Regions from separate parts of the Homo sapiens genome. Here region 1 is linked to region 2. Evidence: read pairs that join two places in POLR2A ChIA-PET (ENCODE). Cell type or tissue: Panc1. All regions are shown on one strand.

Region 1 (8,000 bases), 190 kb after region 2:
GAAATTGCATCCCAGCTCCACCAACTACCAGCTGTGTGGCCTTGGGCAGTCAGCCTCTCTGTACTTTAGTTTCCTATGTGAAAAATTGGGATCAGAATAGTAGCTGCCTCTTAGGCTTGTTGTGAGGATTAAATAAGAGCACAGAACGGGCACAATACATGTTCAAGTCATTATTACTGTTATTATTATTACTACAACTACTACTGCTGTACTTTCTTCCACACCCACCCTGGTACCAATTCCTACAGATTCAACCTCCTAAAAGCCTCTCAAAGCAGTCTCTGGCCTCCATTTCCCAGGCCTGGCCCTTCCTATCATTTCATGCCTCTATTAGGGGCTCCTTAAAACAGATTGTCAGGTTTGGTGTGGTGGCCTGAGCCTGTAATCCCAGCTGCTCAGGAGGCTGAGACAGGAGAATGGCTTGAACCTGGGAGGTGGAGGTTGAAGTGAGCCGAGATCACGCCACTGCACTCCAGCCTGGGCAACGCAGCGAGGCTCCATCTCAAAAGCAACGACAACAGGTCACCAGTCCCCACCCCAGAGTTACTGATTCAGTGGCTCTGCAGCAGCCTGAGAATGTGTATTTTTAGCAAGTTCCCAGGCGATGACCATGCTGTCAGTCCAAGAGTCACACTTTGACAACCTCTGCTTCTGAGCTCTGCCCAATTTCTCTCATGAGCTCTGCCCAATTTCTCTTTACTCATCTAACCCTTCTCCAGGCTGGTGGCCTCAGGGCTGGGGGGATTCTGTGGGTGGAGATCAGTCAAGGATAGTCAGAGGCTGGGATTGTGAAAAGGGGTTGGCCTCTGGCTCCAGGTTTTGTTCTTCACCCTGGAATCTGCTGCTTTGTACCAGCCAAAGTCAGGGTGCTCCTAGGGCCTGAAAATCCTACACCCTGGTTACACACACACACACACGCAAACACACACACTCCTCCCCTATTATTTACTCCAAAAGTCCCATGCACATGCATGACCCTGGGGTGGTCCCCTCCAAGCCCCCCTACCCTGCCCCACGCAGGCCAGAGCTCACCCACCCTCAGGATTCATCGCTGACGGCCCTGCATCCCTTTCCTCACAGATGTTTCACTTACCCTATTCTCTGCTCTGAAATTCCCTCAAAAGCATTCACTAGTAATTTTTCTAAATCACAGTAATTACCTCATTACTTTGATATTAATAGACTTCGCTTGGCAGCAAGGAGCCAGTTGAAAGGTGCCCAGGCTCTGTGTGTGGGGAGGGATTCCTGGAGGCAGCCCCACGTGAGTGCTGGCCGGGCTGCAGCCCTGTGTCTCACCCTGGCCTGCTTGCCTCCCCAGCCTGCCTGGGCTCTCATGTGCTCTTCCCCAAGTCAGGGAAAATCTTTGAACCACCCACTTCTGAGAAATGGTGAAAGAGAGAAGGAAGGAAGAAACGAAAGACACAGGAAAGGGGCCAGGAGCAGTGGCTCACCCCTATAATCCCAGCACTTTGGCAGGCGAAGGTGGGAGGATTGCTTGAGCTCAGGACTTCGAGACCAACCTGGGTAACACAGTGAAACCCTGTCTCTACAAAAAAATCAAAAATTAGCTGGGCCTGGTGGTGCACACCTGTAGTCTTAGCTACTCAGGAGGCTGAGGTGGGAGGATCTCTTGACCCCAGGAGGCAGAGGTTGCAGTGAGCCGAGATTGCATCACTACACTCCACATTGGGTGACAGTAAGAGACCCTGTCTCTTTTTTTTTTTTTTTTTTGAGAGAGAGTCTCACTCTGTCACCCAGGCTAAAGTGCAGTGGCACCATCTCAGCTCACTGTAAATTCCACCTCCCAGATTCAAGTGATTCTTGAGCCTCAGCCTCCTGAGTAGCTGGGATTACAGGTGCATGCCACTACACCTGGCTAATTATTGTATTTTGAGTAGAGGCACAGTTTCACCATGTTGGCCAGGCTGGTCTTAAACTTCTGACCTCGGGTGATCCACCCACCTCGGCCTCCTAAAATGCTTGGATTACAGGCGTGAGCCACCGCACCCAGCCCAAGAGACCCTGTCTCAAAAAAAAAAAAAAAGGCTGGGCATGGTTGCTCATACCCGCATACCTGTAATCCCTGCACTTTGGGAGACTGAGGCAGGCAGATCACTTGTGGTCAGGAGTTCAAAACCAGGCTGACCAACATGGCAAAACCCTGTCTCTACCAAAAATACAAAAGTTATCTGGGCATGGTGGCAGGCGTCTGTAATCCCAGTACATGAGAGGCTGAGGCAGGAGAATCACTTGAACCCAGGAGGCGGAGGTTGCAGTGAGCCAAGATCGTGCCACTGCACTCCAGCCTGGGCAACACAGAGACTTCATCTTGAAAGGAAGAAGGAAGGAAAGCTGGGCACTATGGCTCATGCCTGTAATCCCAGCACTTTGGGAGGCCGAAGCAGGCAGATCACGAGGTCAGGAGATCGAGACCATCCCGGCTAACACGGTGAAACCTGTTTCTACTAAAAATACAAAAAATTAGCCAGGTGTGGTGGCAAGTACCTGTAGTCCCAGCTACATGGGAGGCTGAGGTAGGAGAATCACTTGAACCCGGGAGGCGGAGGTTACAGTGACCTGAGATCGTGCCACTGCACTCCAGCCTCGGCGACAGAGAGAGAGAGAGAGAGAAACAGAGAGAAAGAAAGGAAGGAAAGAAAGCGAGAGAGAGAGAGGGGGAGAGAGAGAGAGAGAGAGAGAGAGAGGAAGGAAGGAAGGAAGGAAGGAAGGAAGGAAGGAAGGAAGGAAAGAAGGAAGGAGAAAATCAAGGATGATGAGGTTTAGGACGCACGTACTGAGTCCTTACTATCTGCCAGATGCCTTCCTTGCATTATCTTTCCTCATCCTCAGGACTGTTCTCTATGATGAGGCCTCAGGGGGCTGCATTTCAGCTGGGGAAATTGAGAGCTTAGGTGATCTGCCCAAGGACTCACTCTCAGTAGCAGATCTGGATTAACGCAGGTAGGCCTGACTCCCAAGCCTAACCTCCTAACCATGAGGCTCTTCTGCAAGCATCCTCCACTCTAGGCCTCAGTTTCCCCATTCATAGCAGTCAGAGACTCTGTTGATGAGGGCTCACTGAGAGCCAGACACCAGTTTGCCACCTGGCCCATTGCACTTAATCCTATTACTGCATTTGAATCTATGACATGTTATAACCACGGGGCCATGCTGCCTTGGTTTTACCTGCTCACTCTCAAGTTGATGATAAGTGAGTTTCCAAGTCCAAGAGTCTCCAGGAACGTTGCAGACTTCCTCTACAAACAGGATCAGGAAGAGAAGATCTCAGCAGAAAGGCACCCCGGGGTGGGACAGGCCAGGGCTGAGAGTGATTGGGCAGCCACAGACTAGACTAGCCAAGCTGGTCAGGGTCAGGGTGGGGGTGCAGTATAGAGGATCCTTTGTCAGGGCAGAAGCTGCAAGCCTCCCCATCCCCACCATCTGGCTCCAGCTCCAGCCCAGTGATGCATGATGAGGAGAATGTTGGGGGGGTGTTGCTGAGGGCTGCCCACCTGCTCTGCCTCCTGGGATAAGCCAACCCGAGACCTCCCAGGCCCATCTGGCTAACACATCCCTAGGCCCTGACCACCCCTGGGACTCCTTTTGACAGACTGAAATTGGCCGGGAGTGTGGCCAGCCTGTCAGGGTCACAGGTCACCATTAATCTGCCAGAACAAGGGAGGGCAGGCGGGTGGGCAAGCAGCCGGTGTGGGCAAAGCCCTGGCAGTTCCTGCCGTCTGCTGTGGTGGCTGTGGAGAGAGGCTTTCCTCTTCTGGGAGGCAGGGAGATGGATTAGAAAGAATCTAGGACCCTAGGAAAATTGAAGATACTCACGTCTCACTACCCAGCAATTCCACTTCTAGGTGGGGCCCCAGTGAAACTCACCCCTGTGCACAAGGTGTCATTGAAGCATAGCATGTGATAGTGAAATACCAGAAGAAAAGTAAGCGCCCATCAATAGGGAACAGGATAAATATAAAAACTGAGACAATCATATTCAATGATTAAGGCTGAGAACTGAGGTCCTCTATGTCAACAAGATTTGACTGTTTCAAGAAATTCTTACCTGGAAAGATAAGACTGTAAACCAATAAATAGCCTCACCGTTTGCCTCAGGAAACTCTTGCAAACCAATTTTTTTTTTTTTTTTTGCAAGAAGTTGGTTCACCTTGGCAAATACTTCCCTTTTTCAGACAACACTTTACTCTTCAATGTATCAAGAGCTTCTTCTCAAATGGTGAGCACTCCTAAGCTCTTTTTTTTTTTTTTTTTTCAGACAGTCTCACTGTCACCCAGGCTGAAGTGCAGTGGTGCAATCTCAGCTCACTGCAACCTCCGCCTCCTGGGTTCAAGCCATTCTCCCGTCTCAGCCTCCCAAGTAGCTGGGATTACAGGCGCCCACCACCACGCCTGGCTAATTTTTGTATTTTTAGTAGAGATGGGGTTTCCCCATGTTGGTCAGGCTGGCCTCAAACTCCTGGCCCCAGGTGATCCACCCACCTCGGCCTCCCAAAGTGCTGGGATTATAGGTGTGAGCCACCACACCCGGCCACTTTTTTTTTTTAAGGGACAGCATCTTCCTTTGATGCCCAGGCTGGAGTGCAGTGGCATGGTCATAGCTCCCTGCAGCCTTGAACTCTTGGTCTCAAGCATTCCTCCCACCTCAGCCTCTCAAGTAGCTGGGACTTACAGGTGTGTGCCACCACACCTGGCTAATGTTTAAACTTTTTGTAGAGATGGGGTCTCACTATGTTGACCAGGCTCATGGGATGTTTTTGTTTTTGTTTTTGTTTTACTCTTGTTGCCCAGGCGGGAGTGCAATGGAACCATCTCGGTTCACTGTAAACTCCACCTCCTGGGTTCAAGCGATTCTCCTGCCACAGCCTCCAGAGTAGCTGAGGTTACAGGCATGCGCCACCACCCCCAGCAAATTTTTTAGTAGAGGCAGGGTTTCTCCATGTTGGTCAGGCTGGTCTTGAACTCCCGGCCTCAGGTGATCCGCTCACCTCAGCCCCCCAAAGTGCTGGGAATCCAGATATGAGCCACTGGTCCCAGCCACAAACAAATGGCATAATTTCTTTTTTTTTCTTTTTATTTTTTGACACGGAGTTTCGCTTTTTTGCCCAGGCTGGAGTGCAGTGCTGCGATCTCGGCTCACTGCAACCTCAGCCTCCTGGGTTCAAGCTATTCTCTTGCCTCAGCCACCCCCCGAGGAGCTGGGATTACAGGCATGTGCCACCACACCTGGCTAATTTTTGTATTTTTAGTAGAGAGGGGGTTTCACCGTGTTGGCCAGGCTGGTCTCGAACTCCTGACCTCAGATAATCCACCCATCTTGGCCTCCCAAAGTGCTGGAATTACAGGTGTGAGGCACCGCGCCCGGCCATGGGCTGTTTTTATAATAGCCATCCGATGGGTGTTTAAAGTGGGATTTAAAAAAAATACGGGCCAGATGTGGCTCACACCTTTAATCCCAGCACTTGAGGAGGCTGAGGCAGATGGATTACTTGAGCTCAGGAGTTCGAGACCAGCCTGGCCAACATGGCGAAACCCCATCTCTACTAAAAACACAAAAATTAGCCAGGCGTGGGGCAGGTGCCTGTAATCCCTGCTACTGGAGAGGCTGAGGCAAGAGAATCCCTTGAACCTGGGAGGCAGAGGTTGCAGTGAGCCAAGACTTCCTCTCAAAAAAAAAAAAAATACAGATGGGATGGGCCAGTGCAGTGGCTCACGCCTGTAATCCCAACACTTTGGGAGGCTGAGGTGAGCAGATCACTTGAGGTTAGGAGTTTGAGACCAGCCTGGCCAACATGGTGAAACCCCGTCTCTACTAAAAATACAAAATTAGCTGGGCATGGTAGCGTGCACCTGTAATCTCAGCTACTTGGGAGGTTGAGGTAGGAGAATCGCTTGAACTTGGGAGGCACAGGTTGGAGTGAGCCTAGATCACACCATTGCACTCCAGTCTGGGTGACAGAGCAAGACCATGTCTCAAAAAATAAAAAAATACAGATGGACCACGACTTACACCTATAATCCCAACACTTTAGGAGTCCGAAGCAGGCAGATGACCTGAGATCAGGAATTTGAGACCAGCCTGGGCAACATGGTGAAACCCCGTCTCTACTAAAAAGACAAAAAAGTAGCCTGGCCTAGTGGCGCATGCCTATAATCCCAGCTACTCAGAGGGCTGAGACAGTAGAATTGTTGAACCCCGGAGGCGGAGGTTGCAGTGAACTGAGATGGTGCATCCCTACATATGTATATAGGGATGGATGCGGTGGCTCAACCCTATAATTCCAGCACTTTGGGAGACCGAGGCGGGCGGATCACTTGAGGCCAGGAGTTCAAGACCAACCTGGCCAACATGGGGAAACCCTGTCTCTACTAAAAATATAAAACAGCCGGGCGTGGTGGCAGGCTCCTGTAATCCCCACTACTTGGAAAGCTGAGGCAGGAGAATCACTTGAACCTGGGAGGCAGAGGTTGCAATGAGCCAAGATCACACCATTGCACTTCAACCTGGGCAACAGAGTGAGACTCTGTCTCAAAAAAAAAAAAAAAAAAAAAAAAAAGGCCGGGCGCAGTGGCTCACGCCTGTAATCCCAGCACTCTGGGAGGCTGAGGCAGGGGGAACACCTGAGGTCACGAGATCAAGACCAGCCTGGCCATGGTGAAACCTCGTCTCCAATAAAAATACAAAAAAGTAGCTGGGCATGGTGGTGCGCACCTGTAATCCCAGCTACTCGGGAGGCTGAGGCAGGAGAATCGCTTGAACCTGGGAGGCGGAGGCTGCAGTGAGCTGACACAGTGCCATTGCACTTCAGCCTCGGCAACAAGAGCGAAACTCCGTGTCAAATAAAAAAAAATATATATATATGTGTATATATATATATATGTATATATCCCCATTGTGCAGAAGAGGAAGAGGAGGAGGCTCAGAGGGTCCAGGGAGCCACCCACAGCCACATATGGCAGAAGTAGGATCTGACCTTAGCACTGAAATTCTTACCCTCTATAATTTGGTGCCTTCCACGGAACCTTATCCTGATCCCAAGAGTTCAGTAGAGGGTCCTACACATCAGGAAGTTTAAGTAACTCAGTGATAGTAATAACTTATATTTAATGAGCACTTGCCAAGCACCAGGCCCCTTGCTAAGCTCTGAATCCTCACAACCCTAGTGAGCAGGTTTTTGTTTTTGTTTTTTTTGAGACAGTCTTGCTGTCATCGAGGCTGGGGTGCAGTGGCACAGTCACAGCTCCTCATCCTACCTCAGCCTCCCAGGTAGCTGGGACTACAGTTGTGCACCACCACACCCAGCTAATTTTTGTATTTTTGGTACAGATGGGGTTTCACCATGTTGCCCAGGCTGGTCTCGAACTTCTGGGCTCAAGCAATCCACCTGCCTCGGCCTCCCAAAGTGCTGACATTACAGGCATGAGGCACTGAGCCTGGCCTGAGCCCACATCATTCGGCTCTCTGATGTGGAAATAGAGTCTCAAATGGGTCAAGAGATTTGCTGAAAGTCACACAGTAATAGCATCAATCTGTTTGGTTGCAGAACCATAACTGTCCTATTCTTGGGTGCCTCATGGGGGATCCTCAGGGCCATGACTTCCAGACCATTTCTGAGCTTCATCAGTGGTACCTTCCCAGTCTGCAGATGCTATGTGACCTTCATCTTGGTTTCTTGGGCCCCCAAAGCCTCCTTCCAGTACCAGCAAGCTCCAAACCAAATAGGGTCTTATTGAGGCACCAGGAGCCTGGCTGGGACCCAGAAAGAGCCAAGTGTCCCCTGCCACACACAACACCAGGAGGCAGCAAGGGCGATCCCCAGCCCCCAGACTCCCAGCATCTGTGATGCTATAACATTCCAAACAGTAGAATTCTCTGGCTGTGAAATTCTAAGTAATAGAACTCAGAAGGCTTGAAGTTCTAATCAATCAGGAAAACTTCCAGATGAAGGGAAGCTGCTGGGGTGCAAAAATCTCAGAGAGCA
Region 2 (8,000 bases):
CACCGCGTAGTGTGTCCAGGTGCACTCTCCACAGGCCGCCCAGCTCCCTCCTGAGCTTCAGAAAGCACCCAAGAGATTGGCAGAGAGAGGAGAGAGACAGTGGGTAAGAGAGAGACAGGGCAGGGACAGCCTGAGGAGGAGGGAAGGAGAGACAGAAAGAGAAGGGGATGGCAAGAGCAAGACAGAGACCTCTGGGAAAGCCAGACAGTGAAGACAAGCAGGCTACCCGAGGCCTGGTTTTGAGGATCTGAGCACACTGTCCCCTGCCTTGGGGGAGGCTCCATACAGCCCACAGCGTTCTGGGAGGCACTGAGGGCCTCAGGACCCCAGCCCTGCTTGTGCTCCATTCCCATCCCCAATCCCATCTCACCTCCAGCCCCTGGTTCTGACTCCTCATGAGAACATCCCCAGCTCCCCTTCCCTGCCACCCGCCCCACTCCCTTCCCCTCCAGCCCACCTTCCCTGCCACCCGCCCCACTCCCTTCCCCTCCAGCCCACCTTCCCTGCCACCCGCCCCACTCCCTTCCCCTCCAGCCCACCTTCCCTGCCACCCGCCCCACTCCCTTCCCCTCCAGCTCCCCTTCCCTGCCACCCGCCCCACTCCCTTCCCCTCCAGCCCACCTTCCCTGCCACCCACCCCACTCCCTTCCCCTCCAGCCCACCTTCCCTGCCACCCGCCCCACTCCCTTCCCCTCCAGCCCACCTTCCCTGCCACCCGCCCCACTCCCTTCCCCTCCAGCCCACCTTCCCTGCCACCCGCCCCACTCCCTTCCCCTCCAGCCCACCTTCCCTGCCACCCGCCCCACTCCCTTCCCCTTCAAGCGACTCAGGCAAGCTCCCAGACACTCTTTCCAAAACCCACCCTCCTTCCTTTGCCCCTGAAAGGCTCCCACTCTGGAATGCCCTCCCCTCCTAACACATCCCTATCCCTTAAGCCCAGATCAAATGTCACCTCTTCCAGGAAGCCTTCTCTGAACTATTCCCCAGGGAAGCATTGTGATGCCATTGCTGATAGCAGCAACAAAAGCCCAGTCATGCCAGTTCCAGAATCACCAGGAAAGAAAGAAAGAAATCATTTTTCCCCTCCCTAATCAGGCAGGTTATCCCCTTCTGGGCCCCACTGAGCTGCCAGCGACTGTCACACACGAGGCAGGTGCCAGCCTCCCTCTCTCTCAGTGCTGACCATACCATCTGTGTGTTTGCCCCTGTTCTACTGTTTGACATACTTGACCTGTGCTGGCCTTATTAAGCCCATCCTGTCTGCACCCTGGCATTTGTATTGCTCGTCTGGCCCTAATAACAATCCCTGTGTCACCTCTATCCTGGTACTTTGCACACTTGGCCAAGGCTCACGGCAGTGAAAGCAACACATCACCCTGCCTGGGTTCCCATTCCTGGAGCTCTGAGCCTACGCACATGCTGCCCACGTGGATGAAAATCCCAGCACTCAGCCGGCTGCCTGCATCCACCTCTGTTGGGTCACCCAACACACCTTCATCAACTGGACTGTGGGCCCCACGAGGGCAGAGATCTGGTCTTTGTCTCCCCCCAAGAGCTAGGACAGCTTCCAACTTAGCCAGGGTTCATTTGCACTGAATTTAATCTATTTCTGTCCCACAAAAGAGGGATTATGTTGTAAGTTCCAGTAATGATTTCTTTATTTCTTTCCTGGTGGTTCCGGGACCGGCATGACTGGGCGTTTGTTGCTGCTATCAGCAATGGCATCACAATAATTCCTCAGAGTCCCAGGTTGGTGGGGGCTGTGGGTCGGGCATTGGGAAAGGAATGAGGTTTCCTCCACTCCCTTGTCCTGCGCCCAACCTTTATTGACTCATTTGCAGGCCATTTAGTGGGGTTGTTTACATATCCAATACATATATTTAGTGTAAACATTTTTTTAATTCTGAAAAATACCAAGAAGATGGTGAAAGTGACCTGTGATCACACCACCAAGAAACGTGTACTGTTGATGCATTTCCTTCCAGTATTTTTTTCTAGATTAAAAAAAATTTTTTTTTGTTAAAAAATAGAAGAAACAGTTTCCCTTTTCACTTACTTCTGTTGGTTGGTCTACATTGTTTTGTGATGGCTGCCTGGTGGCCCACGGTTTATTTAATAAATCCCATTGCTGGATGTTAAGGCGGGTCCCACTTTAGGGCTATTCCAGGTAAGGCTGCAGTGAGCATCCTCACAGTTCTCTATGCTCAAATCACTGGCCAGTTCCCTTGGCAGAACCTCCACTGACCCTGGGTCAATGGGTTTGATCTTCCTAACAACATACTTGACCTCAGAAACAGCCCAGTCCTCATTGCATAAGAACTGAGCCCCCTCCACTATAAGCAAAGGTCATCACAGCCAGCCTGGCCACTGCATCGTGGAGCCCAACATCTTTATTCTATAGCTGGGGAGACTGAGGCTCAGAGAGAACTGACTTATCCAAAACCAGCCCAAAGGTAGTGGCAAACTCCATGTCATCTAGGGATTTTCTCCCCACTCCATTATCTTTAATATTTTGCAAGAAAATCCATAATCCTTAACAAGGATGCTGGTGGGATGTAGCAAGGATGAAGCATCTGTGTCTGCTCATGACCGACATTGTTAATCAATCACCACATTCTCTCCTGCTGAGCCCAGACCCTTGAAAGCTTCAAGAGCCATCACCAGGCAGCTGAAATTGGTACAAGAGCAAAATGCTTCTACCATGCTGGTGGAGCATCTTTGGTGGCAACAATGGAGGACCTGAGCTTCTTTAGGAGTGGCTTGAATTCTTGCTTTCCTTCTTTCTTTCGAGCCAGTGACAGTTGGCAAGGCCTCTGATTTCCATCTGTCCACGTCATCAGAAACCCTCTCTGGTTTTCCGCATGACTGCAGTCTTCCCAGGAGAGCTTGGCCCTCGTTCTGGCTGGAGATGGTAGGGCAGGCTGGGTCAGTGCGTGGAGCATGGGCTCTCAATTCAGACAGAAATGGGTCCCAATCCTGGCCCTCTGCTTTATGGTTGTGGGACCTTAGGCAAGTCAATTCCCTTCTCCAAGGTCCTACTTCATCTGGAAAATGGGAGGATAAAAACCCCTATTTTCTCCTCTCTTGGCCTCAGTTTGGTGATCTGTAGAATGGAGATGATCTTTTCCACTCTGCCATCTTGCTGTGTCTGAGCATCCAGCTTTGATTTAACATCAGATTATCTCCCCACCCCTAACCGAGGCTTCTGTGGATCAGCTTGGTGGGAAAGGGGAGAAGAGGTGTGTGTTCTCTCCCTGCACTTCCCTCTCCTTCTCTTTCTCTCTCTCTCTCTCTCTCTCTCTCTCTCCATCCAGAAGGAAGAAAAGGGGCAGGAGAATTTTCCTTTGACTGATATTGTTGCCAGGTAGTTCCCAACTCTCTGGGGAGCCCAAAAAATGTTGAGAGCCAAGTCTTGTCGGCACCTTCAAAGAGGTAGTCTTACCTCCCTGTGGGGCTTCTTGACCTGCACCCCCCACACCAGGGCAGAGCCTCTTTGATGGCTAACTGTCCCGCAGGCCACCCCAGCCACTCCCAGCCCCTGGTTCTCTAGCGTCCTCTCCAGGTGGTGATACTAGGAAGGACTTCAAGCAGCCCTAGACCGATCTTCGTCTTGCAGGGTCCACACCCGGCCCTGGGAAAACACACACACACATGCGCTTTGACCCTGCCCAGAGGGAACAGAGAGCAGTAATTTTCCACTTACGGAAGTCACTTTGCCCAACATGACTTCAACTCATCAGGAGACACAACCCAGTCTACTGCAAGCCCCAACTCCAGGGGAGACAAACCTCAAGCCCCTAAGTGGTCCCTGAAAAGGTCCCTCCTGCTAGGCCTGCATTGAGGCCCAAACACCTCCTGCCCTCCTCCCTGGGAGAGGAGGAGGGACCACAGCTGTCTCCCAAGAAATACCTCTGCCATCTTCTTCCTGTCCCTTCTTGGCCCTTTCGTTGCCTTAATCTGGGTCAGGGCCCCCTGCATGAGAGATGCAGGAGCTGTGCAACTGGTTTTTAGCCACTGCTTGGTCTGTGGCCCAGGACCTCTCCTTGGTATACAGCATCTGGGAAATCATGGTGCCTAAAACAACACTCAAGTTTTCAGACCCAGTTCCAGTAAATGCTAGTAAGGACACCCTCAGTGTGCAGCAAAAAGAGCCCTACCTTAGAGAGGGTGGTCCCCTTGTCCCCTGCTCCCCCACCCCACCCCAGGAGGCAACACTGTAGCTGAGACTTGGTGAATTAGAAGAAGCCAGAATGAGAGCTGGAAGGAGAGCGCTCCTGGGATAAGGCCAGCATGTGCGCAGGCCCTGGGGTGGGAGTGAGAGGAGCGAGGGATGAAGTAGAGAGAGGTGAGGGCTGAAAGGTGGCCAGCAGCCAAACATGCTGGGAAGAGGACATCCAGGCCAGGTGGAGCAGCAGTCAGGCAGCTTTATGCAGATGTTGCGTTCTTTTTTGTGTGTGTGAGACAGAGTCTTGCTCTGTAGCCCGGGCGGGAGTGCAGTGGTGCGATCTTGGCTCACTGCAACCTCTGCCTCCTGGGTTCAAGTGGTTCCCCTGCCTCAGCCTTCTGAGTAACTGGGTCTACAGGCACGTGCCACCTAAAAACCATGCCCGTCTAATTTTTTTTTTTTTTTTTTTTTAGAGACAGGGTTTCACCATGTTGACCAGGCTGATCTCAAACTCCTGACCTCAGGTAATCCACCAGTATTTGCCTCCCAAAATGCTGGTATTACAGGTGTGAATTTACCACTTGCTGAATTCTCTGATGTTTCAAGCATTTCTCATGACCTTACGAGACCCTCAAAATAGTCCCATTTCACAATGGAGGAAACAGTCTCATAGAGAAGAAGCAATTTTCCCAAGGCTGACAGCTGTCAGTATAGGAGCAGGAATCTGAGCCGTGTCTGTCGGCCTCCACAGGCTTCCTCCTGCACTCCTGCGCTTCTTCCCAGACAGGGCACAATTAGGTTTTCAGGAGGGTGAAGGAGGTACTCCAGAAAGAGGACACGGCACAAAAAGGCCTGGGAGCTGAAGAGAGGTGGAGCCAAGGCCAAGAGACGCCAGCAACCTGAGGAGGGGCCACGCGGTACTGAGGGCAGGTGTGGAGTCTGGGGACCATGGGCCTGCAGAGATGCAGCCAGCTTTGCTGTCCCAGCACGTGGCAGGAAGCAGGAGCTGATGCGGCCCCAGGTCTTGGCATTGGGCCCGAGCACCGCACAGAGGGTCATTGTCCATGGGCAGTGGGCATGGCCAGCTGGGAAGCCAAGCAGGGGCATTTGCCTCTCTGGAGATGTGCCCAAGGGATCGGCAGGGTCCTCCCAAGAGCTCTCTCAAAACACCTCACCTTTAGGTATTCAGGGCTTTTGGTGTGTTTGCAAACATGGCAGGACAGCAAACGCTCTTCACCTTGTTCTTCTTGTCAAAAAGCAGGAGGAAGAGACCAGCCAGGGCCTGGCCACGTACTTTGTGACCTCAGAACACTTACTGCCCCTGACTTGTCTGCTGCAGATGGAGACAGGATTCAACAATGGCCATCCCAGCTCTAAACCACAATTCCATTCTTCTAGACAAAAACTGGGTAGCAAGGATAATTCCCCAGATGACATCAAAAGGCCATGTTGGTGTCACCACCACCTCCAGTGCTAAATTGAAGTCTCAGGGGAAGGACAGTGTGGCGGTTAAGAGGGTCCGGTCTGGACTGATGATCGGGTTCAGGTCCCAAAGCTGGAATCCCTGGTCATGTGACCTTGAGCAAGTCACTCGCCTCTCTGAGCCTCAGGTGCCCTCTGTAACATTAACGCTGCTGATGCCCACCTCTGGGTGACTGTGCAGGCTGCGTGAGCCAAGACCTGGGCCCAGGTGGTGGATGACAGCGTCCTGCTGGGCTCTGACATTTGTCCTTTAGGTTCATGGTCATCCCTCCTTATTCTTTTGGTCCACAAGTGCTCATGGAGATTCCTAAAGATGCAGACAAGGTAGAGCAGATTTTAATTGCTGCGGAATGAATGAATGAATGAAATGAAAGCCCATGCTAAGCACTGTGTAGGCATGCACTTCAACTCATGCTCTTAACAACCTATGAGGAGGAGCTACTATTATCCCCATGCTATAGATGAGGTCATTGGGGCCCAGAGAGGTGAAGTACCTTGCCCAAGGGCACACAGCAAAGCAGTGGCAAAAATAGGATTCAAATCTATTCTCCTGGGTGAATTAATTGATGGAGATGTGTATCTTTGATGTATTTAGGAATAAGGGGTGGGTAAGGCTACTCCTTCCTTTTCCCAAATTGATTATCTGGATTAAACAATTGTTGTAATCCCTCTACAAAGGCTCATCCTATTATAAGCAATAATAATATTAATGGCAACGGCCACTCACATTTATGGAGTGCTTATTCTGCTATATGCACTGTGCTTCTCTCAGCCTGGACCTTCCTTTCTCCAAACCTCAGGAAGCTGGAGTCCCAAGGCTGCCTCCGGGCGGGGCTGTGGTTCAGCAGAAGCCACAAATATTTACCTTGGAGACCTCGGCCTGGTCTGAGGCCTCTGCCTAAAGACAAAGCCTGTGCTGGGGTGTGCAGGATATAAGGTTGGACTTCCAGACCCACTGCCCGGGAGAGGAGAGGAGCGGGCCGAGGACTCCAGCGTGCCCAGGTAAAAGTAGGGAAGGGGCTGAAAGCCAAGGTTGCCAGGAAGGTTCTGAGCTAGAGATACCTGTTGGGGTCAGGTCAGGAGCACAGGGGAGGCTCGCCCTCAGGGAAGGGCCCTCGGTGAGTCAGGATCCGCTGAGGGTCAGGGCCAGGTGTAGAGAGATGCCCAGCTCCCTCGCCCAGAGGACCAAAGGGCAGTGACGAAGGGATGGGGCTGGCTGAGTGTTTTCCTGACCTCTTCCTAGTGACATAAACCCACTCTGCACATACCAGTTGCTCTGTCCCAGCTGTGCTGCGGTGGTGCTGGGACAAAAGAAGCATGAGACGCAGACTCTGTCCCTCAAAGAACTCCCAGTGCAGGACAATGTGGTGCCCAAGGAAGACCCAGGGACATGGGAGTGGAGGACAGTCAAAGAAGGGATCCTGGAAGAGGTGATGTGTTGGTTGCAAAGCCGAGTAGAAGGCGATTGGGCAAAGGAGGAGAGAAAGATATTCCACGAAGGGGAACTAGCAGAAGCAAAGGCTGGGAGAGGAGGTGCCATATGACAGGGGCGTGTGTGGTGCCTGGATCTGGGGGAGGAGAGTCTTTTCCACAGGAGGGAAACAGGGATGCTACCATCCTCGTGGGTCCCTGGGTTTCTCTGATCCAAAGAGGACTGAGCAGTGTGTACAGATAATGCAGGACAGACAGAGTCAAGGTATTTGCAAGGAAAATATGGAGTGGGGCCACAGGGGTGCCTGGATGCCGGGGTTCAGCTCTGTCTTCTGGCTTTGGCTGCAAGGTGTCTCCTTCTGACTCCAATATTAGTAATAATACCTGTCATAATTATCGTGGAAGCTACCATCTACTGAACGCTTGGCCATGCCAGGCCACAAATAGATTGTCTCATTTAATCTTCCCAAAAAGCCTATGACATAAGTACTATAATTATTCCCCATTTTATAGATGAGTAAATGGAGGCTCAGAAAGGGTAAGTCACTTGTCAAAGATCACAGAGCAAGTGGTAGAGGCAGGCCTCCAACTAGGGTTCATCTGGCTGCCAAGCCAATAATATTTTCCCCTCCACCTTCAGGCCTCCTAACACTAACCTTTTCAGCTTAGCAGGCTCAGATTTCCAATTCTTTCGGGGCTTCCAGAGGCTATGCAATTATTCAGCAGCCATTTATTAAGCACCTGGTCTATGCCAACCACTATACTGGATGCCAGGGACACAGCAGGGAGCAGGCAGACCCAGCCCTCCCTCCCAGAGCTCACAGCTTGGTCAGGGAAGCAGAGGCTGAATCATTATTGCAAGGGTCTCAGAAGAGCTCACACTGCTCCAGGGCACAGGAGACACATGTCATCCGGATGCCAC

The links. Peaks named below come from ENCODE experiments on the same cell type or tissue, not always from the same donor. Only the 100,000 strongest peaks of a DNase experiment are listed, where the experiment ranks them.
Region 1: POLR2A ChIA-PET joins it to region 2 with 11 read pairs; 2 of 35 experiments call an interaction of 5 or more read pairs at or near these places.

The regions. Positions count from the first base shown.
Region 1 is chr20:33,462,261-33,470,260 of GRCh38, forward strand. No RefSeq gene overlaps it. Among named protein-coding and RNA genes, the nearest start is that of SNTA1, 22 kb to the left of the region's middle. In Panc1, no CTCF peak of the experiment used is centred here; no DNase peak of the experiment used is centred here.
Region 2 is chr20:33,276,606-33,284,605 of GRCh38, forward strand. It overlaps BPIFB1 (BPI fold containing family B member 1), which reads left to right and starts at 6,609. Exons shown (of 16, transcript NM_033197.3): 1 at 6,609-6,649. RefSeq lists enhancers at 4,681-5,181, 5,182-5,682. In Panc1, no CTCF peak of the experiment used is centred here; no DNase peak of the experiment used is centred here.